Regions from separate parts of the Homo sapiens genome. Here regions 1 and 2 are each linked to region 3. Evidence: read pairs that join two places in POLR2A ChIA-PET (ENCODE). Cell type or tissue: OCI-LY7. All regions are shown on one strand.

Region 1 (5,000 bases), 240 kb before region 3:
AGGTGTTGATTTTATTCCTGACAGGCAACTACCCATGACAGGATCACAAAACCTCAAGTAGAAACAAAAAATGTGGCTGATAGATGTGGTATGAGGTATGTTAACAACCAGCTAATAATTCAACTTCTAAACTTAAGCAGTCCAAAATTTGGAAGTTCTTTCATGTGAATAGTTGTCTTGACAGAGACTCATCTTCCCTAGTAACTCTGTCTGTGTATGTGCATGTCTGTGTGTGATGTTTGTGTATTCTTCCCCTCATGTAATCCTCACAAGCTGATCCAAGTCCCCATAACTAGAAAGTGAGGAAGCCATAATTTGAAACCAGAACTGAAAGACTCTAAAGCCAAAGCTCTACAGTTATTCGGGTACTGAACTTAAAGCTACATCAGTCCTAAGAATTTGCAGTCATGTAGGTGCGTAACATTAAAACTCTTACAGTAGCCAAAACTGTGGTTCTCAAACCTTAGTATGCATCAGGACAGTGGCTTGTTAACATACAGGTTTCTAGGCCCCATCCCCAGAGTTTATGATTCAGCGGGTAAAGGGTGGGGTTAAAATGTACATTTCTAAGAAGTTCTCAGGTGATGCTGATACTACTGGTCCAGAGACCAGACAACGAGAACCACTGGCCTATAAAGCCCTACATCTTTCCCCCACACTCCCTCTCCCTTCCTCTCTAATCTCATCTTCCCACCACTTGTCCCCTCACTTACTACCTCCAACCTCAGTAACATTGTAAACAATTCTAATACATCAAGTATACTCCTAGCTTATGGCCCTCGCACAGGCTCTTCTCTCTGCCTGAAATACGTTTCTCCACATATACATATGGCTCACTCCTTTGACTCCTTAGAATTCTCCTGAAATTGTCATCCTCTCAGTGAGGTATACCCTGACCATCCTATTAAAAGTACAACATCAGCTGGGCGCGGTGGCTCACGCCTGTAATCCCAGCACTTTGGGAGGCCAAGGCGGGCGGATCACCTGAGGTCGGAAGTTCAATACCAGCCTGATAAATGTGGAGAAACCCCATCTCTACTAAAATTACAAAATTAGCCGGGCATGGTGGCGCATGCCTGTAATCCTAGCTATTCGGGAGGCTGAGGCAGGAGAATCGCTTGAATCTGGGAGGTGGAGGTTGTGGTGAGCAGAGATTGCACCATTGCGCTCCAGCCTGGGCAACATGAGCGAAACTCCGTCTCAAAAAAAAAAAAAAAAAAAAAAGTACAACATCTGTCTCCACCCTGCCCTAACATTCCTGATCCCATTAACCCTGTTTACTGTTTCCACAGCACTTTTCACTTCCTAACATACTATGTAAATTACTGGTTCATTATGTTTATTTTTCAATGTCTCCCTCCACTAAAACCAAAGCTTCACAAAGGCAGTTTCACTCATTGATGTGTCTTAAGAACCTAAAATAGTGACTAGTAAATAACGGGAACTCAGTAAATAAGAGCTGAAGGAGGGAATAAAAAACAGAGAAAACTAACTTTGAGATCTTCTAGACAATCACTGATTGCAAGACACTCACTCTCAATTATAAACATACCTTCGTTATATCATTTATCACAGTGCATTGTCATTATTGGCTTACACGCCTAACCCCTCAGAAGACTATGAGCCCCTTAAGGACAGTGACTGTCTCACTTACACATCTTTGCAAACAAGTGCCCCATCACTAAGTTGGTCTTTCAATAACACAAAAGTAGAAGACTTTAGAGACAGGGAGAACAGGCTTCCAATTCTTGCTTTATAGTCTCGGGCATGTTATTCAAACTCTCTGCACTTTAGTTTCCTAATCTCCAACATGGGGATAATACCATCTAATACCTGGCATTGAAATGTATTCAATAAAAAAACAACCATTAACTTAAATATCATCTATGAATAACAGGGATGGAATGTTACCAGCCTCATGTTTTTGGCCCCCTATGACCCACAGTGTACTAGTGAGCAGGATGGTCAGCTGAGGCTAGCATAAAAGGGGGTCGAGGCCAGGCGTGGTGGCTCACACCTGTAATCCCAGCACTTTCGGAGGCCGAGGCGGGTGGATAACGAGGTCAGGAGTTCGAGACCAGCCTGGCCAACATAGTGAAACTCTGTCTCTACTAAAAATACAAAAATTAGCCAGGCGTGGTGGCACTCACCTGTAATCCCAGCTACTCGGGAGGTTGAGGCAGGAAGATCACTTGAGCCCAGGAGGCAGAAGTTGCAGTGAGCTGAGATTGCACCACTGCACTCCAGCCTGGGCGACACAGCGAGACTCTGTCTCAAAAAAAAAAAAAAAAACAAAAAAAAAAACTGAGGCGAGTAAGGCTAATTGGAATAACTGCTCTTCTGGAGACTAACTCAATGACTTTGGCCTCATTAAATGCACCACACTCATAACTAACTGAGCTAAGTAGTTAACAGAGCTAGATGGGCAGACTGACAATCCTCCACAAAACACTAAACATTCTTCTAGTAGATAAAATTCAAAATGTACTACTTTTAATACGCAGGGGAAAGAATGTACTTCACACAGATGTTGTGAGAAAATGGGGTGGGGTATATTAGATTAAATATTTAACAAAGAAAGGGATTACACACTACGGTTGACCCTTGAACAACATGGGTTTCAACTGTGTGGGTACACTTATACATAGATTTTCTTCCACCTCTGCCACTCCAAGACAGTAAGACCAACTCCTCCTCTTCCTCTTCAGCCTACTCAGTGTGAAGATGATGAGCATAAAGACCTTTTAAATGATCCACTTCCACTTCCTGAAGGATAAATATATTTTATTTCCCAGCCAGGCACGGTGGCTCACACCTGCAATCCCAGCACGTTGGGAGGCCAAGGTAGGCGGATTACAAGGTCAGGAGTTTGACACCAGCCTGGCCAATATGGTGAAACCCTGTCTCTACTAAAAATACAAAAATTAGCCGGGCGTGGTGGTGGGTGCCTGTGGTCCCAGCTACTTGGGAGGCTGAGGCAGGAGAATCACTTGAACCTGGGAGGCAGAGGTTGCAGTGAGCCAAGATCACACCACTGCACTCCAGCCTGGGCGACAGAACGAGACTCCATCTCACACACACAAAAAATAATATTTTATTTCCCTTATGATTATGTTTTCTCTAGCTTACTTTATTGTGAGACTACAGTATATAATACATTTAACATACAAAATATGTGTTAATTAACTATTTGTGTTATTGGTAAGGTTTCCAGTCAGCAGTAGGCTGTTAGTAAAGTTTTCAGGGAGTCAAAAGTTACTTGTGGATTTTCTGCTACACAGAGAATTAGTGCCCCTAACCCCCAACTTGGTTCAAGAGTCAAGTGTATTTGGACATACAGAACCTCAGAGTTCAGCAAAACTGGATGTTGGTTTAGCAGATGATACTCCTAAATTTCTATTGTATTTCTGCTGTGGTTTAAATGTGTCCTTTCCAAAATTCAGGTGTTGCCAATGTGATAGTATGAAGAGGTGAGGCCTTTAACAGGTGATTAGGCCATGAGAGCTGCTCCCTTGTTAATGGGATTAAGGCCTTTTTTAATTTATTTATTTTATTTATTTTTATTTATTTTTTTGAGACGGAGTTTCGCTCTTGTTGCCCAAGCTGGAGTGCAATGGTGTGATCTCAGCTCACCGCAACCTCCGCCTCCCAGGTTCAAGTGATTCTCCTGCCTCAGTCTCCCAAGTAGCTGGGATTACAGGCATGTGCCACCACGCCCAGCTAATTTTGTATTTTTAGTAGAGACCGGGTTTCTCCCTGTCAGTCAGGCTGGTCTTGAACTCCTGACCTCGGGTGATCCGCCCGCTTCGGCCTCCCAAAGTGCTGGGATTACAGGCATTAGCCACCACGCTCAGCCTATTTTATTTATTTATTTATTTTTGGAGATAAGGTCTGGCTCTGTCACTCAGGCTAGAGTGCAGTGTCACTATCTCAGCTCACTGCAACCCCACTTCCTGGGCTCAAGCAATCCTCCCACCTCAGTCTCCTGAGGATCTGGGACTACAGGCACACGCAACCCAGAAAGCTAATGTTTGTATCTTTATTCATAGAGACAGGGTTTCGCCGTGTTGCCGGGGCTGGTCTCGAACTCCTGGGCTCAAGCGATCCACCCTCCTTGGCCTCCGAAAGTGCTGGGATTACAGGCGTGAGCCACCGTGCTTGGCTCCAAGGCCCTTTTAAAAGAGGCTTCAGGCCGGGTGCGGTGGCTCATGCCTGTAATCCCAGCACTTTGGGAGGCCAAGGCGGGTGAATCACGAGGTCAGGAGACCAATACCATCTTGGCCAACATGCTGAAACCCCGTTTCTACTAAAAATACAAAAAAATTAGCTGGGCATGGTGGCACGCGCCTATAGTCCCAGCTACTCAGGAGGCTGAGGCAGGAGAATCGCTTGAACCCAGGAGGTGGAGGCTGCAGTGAGTTGAGATAGTGCCACTGCACCTGAGCCTGGCGACAGAGCAAGACTGTCACCAAAAAAAAAAAAAAACACAAAAAAAACAAAAAATGCAGTGGCTCATACCTGTAATCCCAGCACTTTGGGAGGTCAAGGCAGGAGGATTACCTGAGGTCAGCAGTCCGAGACCAGCCTGGCCAACATGGTGAAACCCCATCTCTACTAAAAATACAAAAATTAGCTGGGCATGGTGGTGCATACCAGTAATCCCAGCTACTCGAGAGGCTGAGGCAGGAGAATTGCTTGAATCCGGAAGGCGGAGGTTGCAGTGAGCTGAGATCGCAACACTGCACTCCACCCTGGGCTACAGAGCAAGACTCCGTCTCGGGGGAAAAAAGTCCGAATAGGCAGCCTCTATTTTTAATTTAATTTTATTTATTTATTGTTGAGAGGGAGTCTCACTCTGTCCCCTAGGCTGGAGTGCAGTGGCACGATCTTGGCTCACTGCAACCTCCGCCTCCCAAATTCAAGTGATTCTCCTGCCTCAGCCTCCCAAGTAGCTGGGACTACAGGCGTGGACCACCACGCTCAGCTAATTTTTGTATTCT
Region 2 (5,000 bases), 73 kb before region 3:
ATTTAGTCTGAAGTCTGTTTTGTTAACAGTATATTTTCATTTTCAGTGACTAAAATGTTGCCTAGTACAGTGTAGGTACTCAGGAAATAAATGAATTTAAATTATCACTTTAAATTAATTAATTAAATAACCTGGACTCTGCTAGGCAGATAGGAATTATTATTATTATTATTATTTTTAGACAAACTGGCTGTATTGCCCAGGCTAGAATTCAGTAGCTCCATCTTTTTTTTGTTTTTGTTTTTTTGAGACGGAGTCTTGCTCTGTCGCCCAGACTGGAGTGCAGTGGCGCGATCTCGGCTCACTGCAAGCTCCGCCTCCCAGGTTCACGCCATTCTCCTGCCTCAGCCTCCCGAGTAGCTGGGACTATAGGCGCCCGCCACCACGCCCGGCTAATTCTTTGTATTTTTAGTAGAGATGGGGTTTCACCGTGTTAGCCAGGATGGTCTCCATCTCCTGACCTCGTGATCTGCCCTGCCTCTGCCTCCCAAAGTGCTGGGATTACAGGCGTGAGCCACCGCCCCCGGCCCTCAGTAGCCTCATCTTGACTCACTGTAAACTCTGCCTCCCAGGCTCAAGCCATCCTCCCACCTCAGCCTCCTGAGTAGCTGGGACTGTAGGCACGTACCATCATGCCCTGATAATTGTTGTATTTTTTGTAGAGATGGCGTCCTGCCATATTGTCCAGGCTGGTCTCAAGCTTGTGAGCTCAAGTGATCTGCCTTCCTGGGCCTTCCAAAGTGCTAGGATTATGGGCGTGAGCCACCATGCCTGGCCATGACTTCTTTAAAAGCAAACAATTTTATGTAAATGACTGAACTCCCTGGTCAGCAGTAAATCTTTTTGTAAATATTTCTAATTTAATAGAAAAGGGTAATTTTTATTGTCTCCTTTCCCTCCCTTCCCTTCCTTTCTTCCTTCCCTTCCTCCTTTCCCTCCTTCTCTTCCTTCCTTTCCTGTCTTCCACAGGGTCTTGATCCTTGCCCAGGCCGGGGTGCAGTGACTCAGTTATAGCTCATTGAATCTTCAAACTTCTGGGCTCAAATAATCTTTCTACTTTAGCCTGCCAAACATCTGGGGCTGCAGGCATGTGTCACTACACCCATCTAATTATTTTATTTTGTAGAGATGGAATCTCACTATGTTGCTGAGGCTGGTCTTTTTTTTTTTTTTTTTTTTTTTTTTTTAGTAGAGACGGGGTCTCACTGTGTTTCCCCGGCTGGTTTCGGCTTCCAAAGTATTGAGCTTTACAGGCGTTAGCCACTATGGCTGGTCTTGAATTGCTGACCTCAAGTGATCCTCTCGCCTCAGCCTTCCAAAGTGCTGGGATCAAAGACGTGAGCCACTGTGCCTGGTCTTGTTTCTTTTTTATATATATTCAAGTCTCATTTATCTTTTACTAGTGAAGCTCACATTTTCCCGTTTTTAGATAAGAGTCTGCCTTTAAATCCAAATTTTTACTAAGAAGTTAAGTGTTTGACCTTTAGGAGTGATATTAATAAATTCTAGAGACTTGGTTATGTGTATTAGAAAAACAAATTACACTGGGAAATTGTTTTAGTGTGTACACAATTGGAAGGAGTTAAACTATGGAATTGGTCAAAAAATTTAAAATATCATTAATTTAAAAGTTATATACTTGGGGCTGGCCACGGTGGCTCACACCTGTAATCCCAGCACTTTGGAAGGCCGTAGATGGGGGATCATTTGAAGTCAGGAGTTCAAGACCAGCCTGGTCAACATGGTGAAACCCTGTCTCTACTAAAAATACAAAAAAATTAGCCGGGTGGTAGTGGCATGCACCTGTAATCCCAGCTACTCAGGAGGCTGAGGCAGGAGAATCGCTTGAGCCTGGGAGATGGAGGTTGTGGTGAGCTGAGATTGTGCCATTGTACTCCAGTCTGGGAAACAGAGTGAGACCCTTTCTCAAAAAAGAAAAAAAAATTATGTTCTTGGAATAATTGAATGAGATTTCTGTAGTGCATGGCATATGGTGGTTTCATCTGCTGGATTTCGAATGATTAGTTCATTCTGTCTTTGCTCAAGCATTCTGGCTAGAGTAGACTGAATCATGAGATCCTTACAGTGCAATTCCAAATTCTGTATTGTTGGGGCAAAAAATGTTTAAAATTCCGAATCACATAAGCATATATTCCATTCTTTACTTAGAATGGAAGTATTCAGAGGTTGCATCCAGAGACATTGGGACTGTTGTGTGGTCTTAGTATTGGTCTCTATTCTGTTTTGGAGAAAAAGAACCAAAATTCTGTAGTAGTAATAACCTGGACTTTGTTGGTCCTATTTGATTCTTTATTGTAGGTGTAGTTTATTTTAAAACCTTGGCTCACGCCTATAATCCCAGAACTTTGGGAGGCCGAAGTGGGTGGATCACGAGGTCAGGAGAGCGACACCATCCTGGCCAACATGGTGAAACCTTGTCTCTACTAAAAATACAAAAATTACCTGGGCATGGTGGTGCATGCCTGTAAACCCAGCTACTCGGGAGGCTGAGGCAAGGAGAATCGCTTGAACTAGGGAGTCAGAGGTTGCAGTGAGCCGAGATCGCACCACTGCACTCCAGCCTGGTGACAGAGCAAGACTCCATCTCATAAAAATACCTTGTTGAGGGGTATTTTAATATATAATCTTAATCTATTTGAATTACTATAATATGGAATATTTAATTCCTAAATTAAAGCAAACTAGAATATAAAAATCCTATTTCTGTCGGTTATCCTTGTTCAAATAAGTACAGGACTTGAGATAAGAATTGCTAATTAGAGAAGATCGAGTGTTTTGCAGAATTTAAGAATTAATTTTGGACAGTTTCCCTTTACAGTACATCTTACAGATTTGTGACTCTGTTCTCCCCCACTCTCTGAAAGTGCTGGGTAAAAAGCTTTGCTAGCAGCCTGGATTTTACCACTTCATCAGTTTGTTAACTTTTGTCAAATAGCAATGTGCAAAGGTAGCAGTATGATAACTGACAGAAAAATAGCAATCTGTAATTTCTGAACACAGTAAATTCTCCCATAACATAATTTGAATTTGAAGTGGTATGGGATTGAAATACTTAAATTTATAGATTAAGAACCTTTATATGCTATTATTTTTCTGTGATAAGAACTGGTTTTTTTATTACCTTTGTGTGATTAGTTGTAGAAGCTATGTTGGGATATGTATGATGGTTTTGTCTTTAGAGGCTTCATTTAGAAAACTGATTTGATTTAATTTAACTCTCCTGTAGAAAACAGGGTTAAAAGTGTTGTGACGTTAAAAAAAAACAGTTTTCTCTGGGGTTGTTTATTTGCAGAGTTTTCTTATGCTGTGTGATTCGTAATAACTTTGTGCTTGATTGCTGTAACAGTGTTCAATTTGTGCATTATCAACTTTAAAAATAATTGAATGTAGTATTTTGTTAATGAAAGCATAGCTTTACAAACGGTAGTGTGAAAGAAATACTTGAGGTATGGACACTTGTGGGATTTTCACAGTACTTTCACAGTAAACATTCTTTTGTCAAACTGATCTGTATTTTAGGTGTTATCTATCTGAAAAATATGATAACACAGTATTGGCCTGATCGAGAAACAGCACCAGGGGATATATCCCCTTATACTATTCCAGAAGAAGATCGCCATTGTATTCGAGAAAATATTGTAGAAGCCATTATCCATTCTCCTGAGCTCATCAGGTATGTATTTTTAAAATTTACCCATTTCTGCAGGTGTGTAACTTTCAGGGTTTTTTGTTTTTTGGTTTTTTTTTTTTTTTTTTTTTTTTTTGAGATGGACTTTCCCTCTGTGGCCAGGCTGGAGTGCAGTGGCACGATCCTTGCTCACTGCAGCCTCCGCCTCCCAGGTTCAAGCAATTCTCCTGCCTCTCAGCTCCACGAGTAGCTGGGATTACAGGCACATGGCACCACGCCCAGCTAATTTTTGTATTTTTAGTAGAGACAGGGTTTCACCATGTTGGCGAGGATGGTCTCGATTTCCTGACCTCGTGATCCAACTGCCTCGGCTTCCCAAAGTGCTGGGATTACAGGCGTGAACCACTGCACCCGGCTTTTCTGGGGGGCTTTTGGGGGCTTTTCAGAACATATAGGCCTGTTTTTTTTGTAGCAGAAAACTTACCCAACAGATGCTGTTGTAGGAGAATGCCTTAGTCATTTTTTTTTTTTTAAGATTGAGTCTTGTTCTGTCACCCAGGCTGGAGTGAGGTGGCGCAATCTCGGCTCGCTACAGCCTCTGACTCCTGGGATCAAGCAATCCTCCTGCCTCAGTCTCCCGAGTAGCTGGGATTACAGGCGTGCACCAGCATCCCTGGCTAATTTTTGTATTTTTAGTAGAGACGAGGTTTTACCATGTTGGCCACGCTGGTCTGGAACACCTGACCTCAAGTGATCCACCTGCCTAGGCCTCACAAAGTACTGTGATTACAGGTGTGAGCCACCATGCCTGGCCTGTAATTTGTTTTCTTACTACAGTTTGATTTCACATTGACGAAACCAAAAACTTCATATAAAACTTGTGGGCCGGGCACAGTGGCCTCAGCCCCCGGAGTAGCTGGGATTACAGGTGTGCACGACCAGGCCCAGCTAATTTTTGTGTTTTTAGTAGAGATGGGGTTTCACCATGTTGGCCAGGATGGTCTTGATCCCTTGACCTTGTGATCTTCCCGCCTGGGCCTCCCAAAGTGTTGGGATTACAGGTGTGAGCCACCGCACCCAGCCTAATTGATGTTCTCAAATGAAACTTGTTTATTGATGATAGGAATGAAAAATAAAACACCTGTATTTGTAACATTTGCTGGTTTTCGTTTGCTCAGTGACTTATTCTGAATCATATATATTCTGTGTACATCTAAAATCACTGGGTTATTTTGAAATTAGATTTTGTCTAAACAGCTATTTTCCTTTCTATGGGTTAGCAAAATCTTACCTAGTTAGGATTTTTTCCTTACTGTTTTTTTTTGGCTTCCAGGGTACAGCTTACTACATG
Region 3 (5,000 bases):
TTCTTTGTTTGTTTTTGTTTTTGGTTTGTTTTTTGAGAGGGACTCTGGCTCTGTCGCCCAGGCTGGAGTGCAGTGGCACGATCTTGGCTCACTGCAACCTCTGCCTCCCAGGTTCAAGTGAGTCTCCTGCCTCAGCCTCCCCAGTAGCTGGGAATACAGGCGCGTGCCACCGTGCCCTGCTAAGTTTTTTGTATTTTTAGTAGAGAGGGTGTTTCACCGTGTTAGCCAGGATGGTCTCAATCTCCTGACCTCGTGATCCGCCCGCCTCGGCCTCCCAGAGTCCTGGGATTATAGGCTTGAGCCACTGCACCCGGCCTGTTAATGTTTTTTAAATTTTCTGATTGCTAAGGAAAGTGATGTTACTTCTCCAAACCTGAGTTCCCATTTATACAATGAAGGCAGTAAATGTACCTGCCTTGCAGAATTATTGTGAGGATTAAATGAAATAACACATATCAAGTGCGTGGTCCAGTACTCAGAGTAACTACTCAATAAAAGCTCATTTCTCTCTTCCTTTAAATATGTAAATATTTGTCAGATTTTACCTTTAATTTAATGGCATTCTCTTCCACTCTCTCAGATAGTTATGACCAGAGTGCATTACAGGCGGTTCAGCTGGAAGATGGTACCACAGCTTATATCCACCATGCAGTGCAAGTCCCGCAGTCTGACACCATCTTGGCAATTCAGGCTGATGGGACAGTGGCAGGTCTGCACACTGGGGATGCTACAATTGACCCTGACACCATCAGTGCTTTGGAACAGTATGCAGCAAAGGTATAGCATTTCACAATGTCAAGAATGTTGCAGATATAGCTTCTTTATTTTTCATGAAAAGAAAAGAAAACAAAAAAGTACACCTCATCAAAAAAAACCTGGCCAATTTTGGCTGGGCATGGCGTGATGGCTCACGCCTATAACTTCCCAGCACTTTGGGAGGCCAAAGTGGGAGGATTGTTTGAGCATAGATCCCTGTCTCAAATTCAGAAATTAAAAAAAAAGACACTAGCAACTCAAAGTCAAAATCAGTTAGTATCAAAGAGATCAGCATTTATCTTAAGTGAAGTGTGGAAAGATTGGAAAAAAAAAGGGAATGGAGTAAAGACTTATAGAAGAGAAATGAGTGGCAGGTAATTCACCGAAAGATATACGAGGATGAAGGGCTATAAAAGAAATAATAAAGTGTAAATGGAACTGCTTATGAATTAAGAAGTAGGAACTATAGATTAGGAAAAGTAAAGTCTCAAGTTTTATATCAAAAGAGCTGATTTTTTTTTTCCCCTGCATTGAACATGTATCTCTCATATAACTTAAAAGGTTTTATTTCACTTTTGTTAGGGACATTTTCTTTTTTTTTTTCTTTACAAACAAAATAAATAGAGACAGGGTCTTGCTCTTTTGTCCAGGCTGGTCTTGAACTCCTGGGCTCAGATGATCCTCCTGCCTCAGCCTCCCAAAGTGCTAGGATTACTGGCATGAGCCACCATGCCCAGCCTATTATGGAAATTTTCAAATATACACAAAAATAAATGATAATGAAGCCCCATGTACTTTTTTTTCTTTTTCTTTTTTTTTGCAAGCTTCTCCCTGAACCATGTACTTAACCAGCCTAAACCATTATCAAAATGTAAAACATTTTAAAGCTTTATTTTATTCCTATAGGTGTCCATTGATGGAAGTGAAAGTGTAGCAGGTACTGGAATGATTGGAGAAAATGAGCAAGAGAAAAAAATGCAGGTATGTAAAGCTACTTTTTAATATAAAAATCTAGCTTAGCATTTCTGTGCCCTTCTGTGGATGAAAGCAAGAATAGGTAACTCACTACCTCTCTAGGAAAATCTCACCAGTTCAGAAAAACAATGTATGTATTGGGCAGCAGCTTTCTCAAACTGCCTGAGGTCCCAGTGTTCATTGGTGGATGCAAAATGATGCTAAAGAAATGGAAGTATCACAGAAATCCAGGTGAAGCTTGTGTGCTGGATTCCAAGGCAGTTTTCTGGACAAGGCAGTTGTGGAGACCAGGTGACTTCCTGACTGCCCCCACCCATGGCATGGCAATTTGTGGATACTTTTTCTGGGACTTCATCATGACTCTTTCTAAATAATCCTCACTGCTTTGCTTTTTGTATTTTTAAATTTCTTCTTCTTCCAGCTGATTCCCTCCATATTTTCCTTTTCAACTTCTGAAGGGAGAGTCCAGCCTAGTTAATCTTGGACAAAGCTGTTTATACTTTTTCTACCAGACTGCTTCCTGGTCTGCAGGTGGCCTGTGGGCTGGCTTCCCGTGGTTCAAATGTTCACCCTGGGTCCAGTCATTGGCTGCCCCTTACCTAAGTAACAGCCCAGAGCACCAGTGCTTCTAAAAGTTTTGTAGTAAGTACAAAGTAGTCCCAGGTGCATTCTTGCATATCTCCTACAATCAAAAATTCAAAACTTATGTTATTCAAGAATTGTTTTTGTGTTGGGATGTTCGTGTGGAGGGTATGCTTGGAGCTTGTATAATCATTGTAGTACATTCCTGCTTTAATGCTGCTCTTTATTTTCTCAGCAATTTTCTCTAATATTTTGTTGACTGTTCCTTTATAGTAGTTTTTTTTTCATTCTTCAGAGTTTTATTATATTTAACTCCTAAAGTTACTACTCAGGGTCACATTTATAACCTTGAGCATTAACATGACCACTTAGTGACATTGAGTGATACTGTTAGGGGTTATCAAGAAGATTTTACATTTATATTAATAGTAAGTGATAAAATAACAGGAATCACTGAAATCACTTGTAGAAATATGGTTCTGGCCGGGCGTGGTGGCTCATGCCTGTAATCCCAGCACTTTGGGAGGCTGAGGCGGATGGATGACTTGAGGTCAGGAGTTTGAGACCAACTTGGCCAACATGGTGAAACCCTGCCTCTACTAAAAATACAAAAAATTAGCCAGGTGTGGTGGCTAGTGCCTATAATCCTAGCTACTCAGGAGGCTGAGGCAGGAGAATCGCTTGAACCCAGGAGGCAGAGGTTGCAGTGAGCCAAGATCGCGCTGTTGCACTCCAGCCTGGGCAACAAGAACGAAACTGTCTCAAAAAAAAAAAAAAGAAAAAAGAAAAAGAAATATTATGCTTCTACGCGTTGCTGAATAGCCAATATTTCTGTTTACCAGCTGAAGTGATGCTACAAAGTGGCAATAGAATAAACACAGTTTTCAGTTCACTAAGCCCATCAGCTTTGATGCTGTGTGATTCGTAGCAAAATTTTCAGGTCTCAATTCATATTCATATTTTGTGAATGAAATGAGACTTTAAGGCAGGTGTGGTGGCTCACACCTGTAATCACAATACTTTGAGAGGCTGAGGTGGGAAGATTGCTTGAACCCAGAAGTTTGAGACCAGCCCGGGCAACAAAGTGAGACTCCATCTCTACAAAAAATTACAAAATTAGCAAGGCATGGTGGCACACATTTGTAGTCACAGCTGTTTGGGAGGCGAGGGCAGGAGGATCCCTTGAGCCCGTGGTTTGAAGTTATAGTGAGCTGATTGTGCCACTGCACTCCAGCCTAAGCAACAGAGCAAGACCCTGTTCTCCCCCACCTCCCAAAAAATGAGACTTCAGTATTTTTTATACAGTTCTATGTCAAATCCACCTAAGTCAACCTCTACTAAGATGCAAACACAGGGTAAATATGTGCGGGAGTTATAGGTCAGTGGCTTGGAGTGTTGGAGTGGCCCAATAAGTTCTCTGTCTTATTGGTAACTGACAAGTACATTTTAAAATAATAGAATATTTTAAAGAAAAGCAGTTGTAGGCTGGGTCCAGTGACTCACGCCTGTAATCCTAGCACTTTGGGAGGCCGAGGCAGGTGGATCACCTGAGGTCAGGAGTCTGAGACCAACCTGGCCAACATGGCAAAACCCCATCTCTACTAAAAATACAAGAATTAGTTGGGTGTGGTGGTGTGCGCCTATAATCCCAGCTACTTGGGAAGCTGAGGCAGGAGAATCGCTTGAACCTGGGAGGTGGGGGTTGCAATGAGCCAAGATTGTGCCACTGCACCCCAGCCTGGGCAACAGAGTGAGACTGTCTCAAAAAAAAAAAAAAAAATTTCAGAACTCAAAACGTAACTAGGAATTCAGAACTGCTGAGGCAAAATGTCATTAAAAAAACCCATTACTCTTTTTTTTTTTTTTGAGGTGGAGTCTCACTCTGTCGCCCAGGCTGGAGTGCAGTGGCTCGATCTTGGCTCACTGCAAGCTCTGCCTCCCGGGTTCACGCCATTCTCCTGCCTCAGCCTCCCGAGTAGCTGGGACTACAGGCGCCCGCCACCACGCCCGGCTAATTTTTTGTATTTTTAGTAGAGGCAGGGTTTCACCATGTTAGCCAGGATGGTCTCGATCTCCTGACCTCATGATCTGCCTGCCTTGGCTTCCCAAAGTGCTGGGATTACAGGCGTGAGCTACTGTACCCGGCCCCAACTCTTTTTTTTTTTTAAGACGGTGTCTCGCTCTGTCGCCCAGGCTGGAGTGCAGTGGCTCGATCTCGGCTCACTGTAAGCTCCGTCTCCCGGGTTCACGCCATTCTCCTGCCTCAGCGTCTGGAGTAGCTGGGACTACAGGTGCCCGCCACCATGCCTGGCTAATTTTTTGTATTTTTAGTACAGATGGGGTTTCACTGTGTTAGCCAGGATGGTCTCGATCTCCTGACCTCATGATCCGCCCACCTCGGCCTCCCATAGTGCTGGGATTATAGGCGTGAGCCAGCGCACCCGGCCAAAAAATCCCATTACTCTTTATCTGTAGACATATTACCATTTGGTATTGGTACCAGTAGACAAATAGAAGACTACTGAATGGGATTCTTTTTTTTTTTTTTTTACTGTAGCTTTTTTCTCCTTTGCCTTTTGTACCTCTTCCTTACAGACTAGATCTGCAATGTCCAATACGGTTGCCACTAGCCATATGTGGCTGTTAAGCACTTGAAATATGACTAGTCCAAATTGAGATGTGCTGTA

What was found. ChIA-PET counts read pairs that join two places held together with the same protein. Peaks named below come from ENCODE experiments on the same cell type or tissue, not always from the same donor. Only the 100,000 strongest peaks of a DNase experiment are listed, where the experiment ranks them.
Region 1: POLR2A ChIA-PET joins it to region 3 with 6 read pairs; 10 of 35 experiments call an interaction of 5 or more read pairs at or near these places.
Region 2: POLR2A ChIA-PET joins it to region 3 with 5 read pairs; 14 of 35 experiments call an interaction of 5 or more read pairs at or near these places.

Annotation. Positions count from the first base shown.
Region 1 is chr11:9,240,813-9,245,812 of GRCh38, forward strand. The region is part of intron 1 of DENND5A (DENN domain containing 5A); the gene reads right to left. Among named protein-coding and RNA genes, the nearest start is that of DENND5A, 22 kb to the right of the region's middle. In OCI-LY7, no CTCF peak of the experiment used is centred here; no DNase peak of the experiment used is centred here.
Region 2 is chr11:9,404,946-9,409,945 of GRCh38, forward strand. It overlaps IPO7 (importin 7), which reads left to right. Exons shown (of 25, transcript NM_006391.3): 3 at 3,541-3,694; 4 at 4,983-5,000. Among named protein-coding and RNA genes, the nearest start is that of SNORA23, 21 kb to the right of the region's middle. In OCI-LY7, no CTCF peak of the experiment used is centred here; no DNase peak of the experiment used is centred here.
Region 3 is chr11:9,477,810-9,482,809 of GRCh38, forward strand. It overlaps ZNF143 (zinc finger protein 143), which reads left to right. Exons shown (of 16, transcript NM_003442.6): 6 at 581-777; 7 at 1,663-1,737. Among named protein-coding and RNA genes, the nearest start is that of ZNF143, 19 kb to the left of the region's middle. In OCI-LY7, no CTCF peak of the experiment used is centred here; a DNase peak (open chromatin) is centred at 2,322; H3K27ac peaks cover 1,856 bases.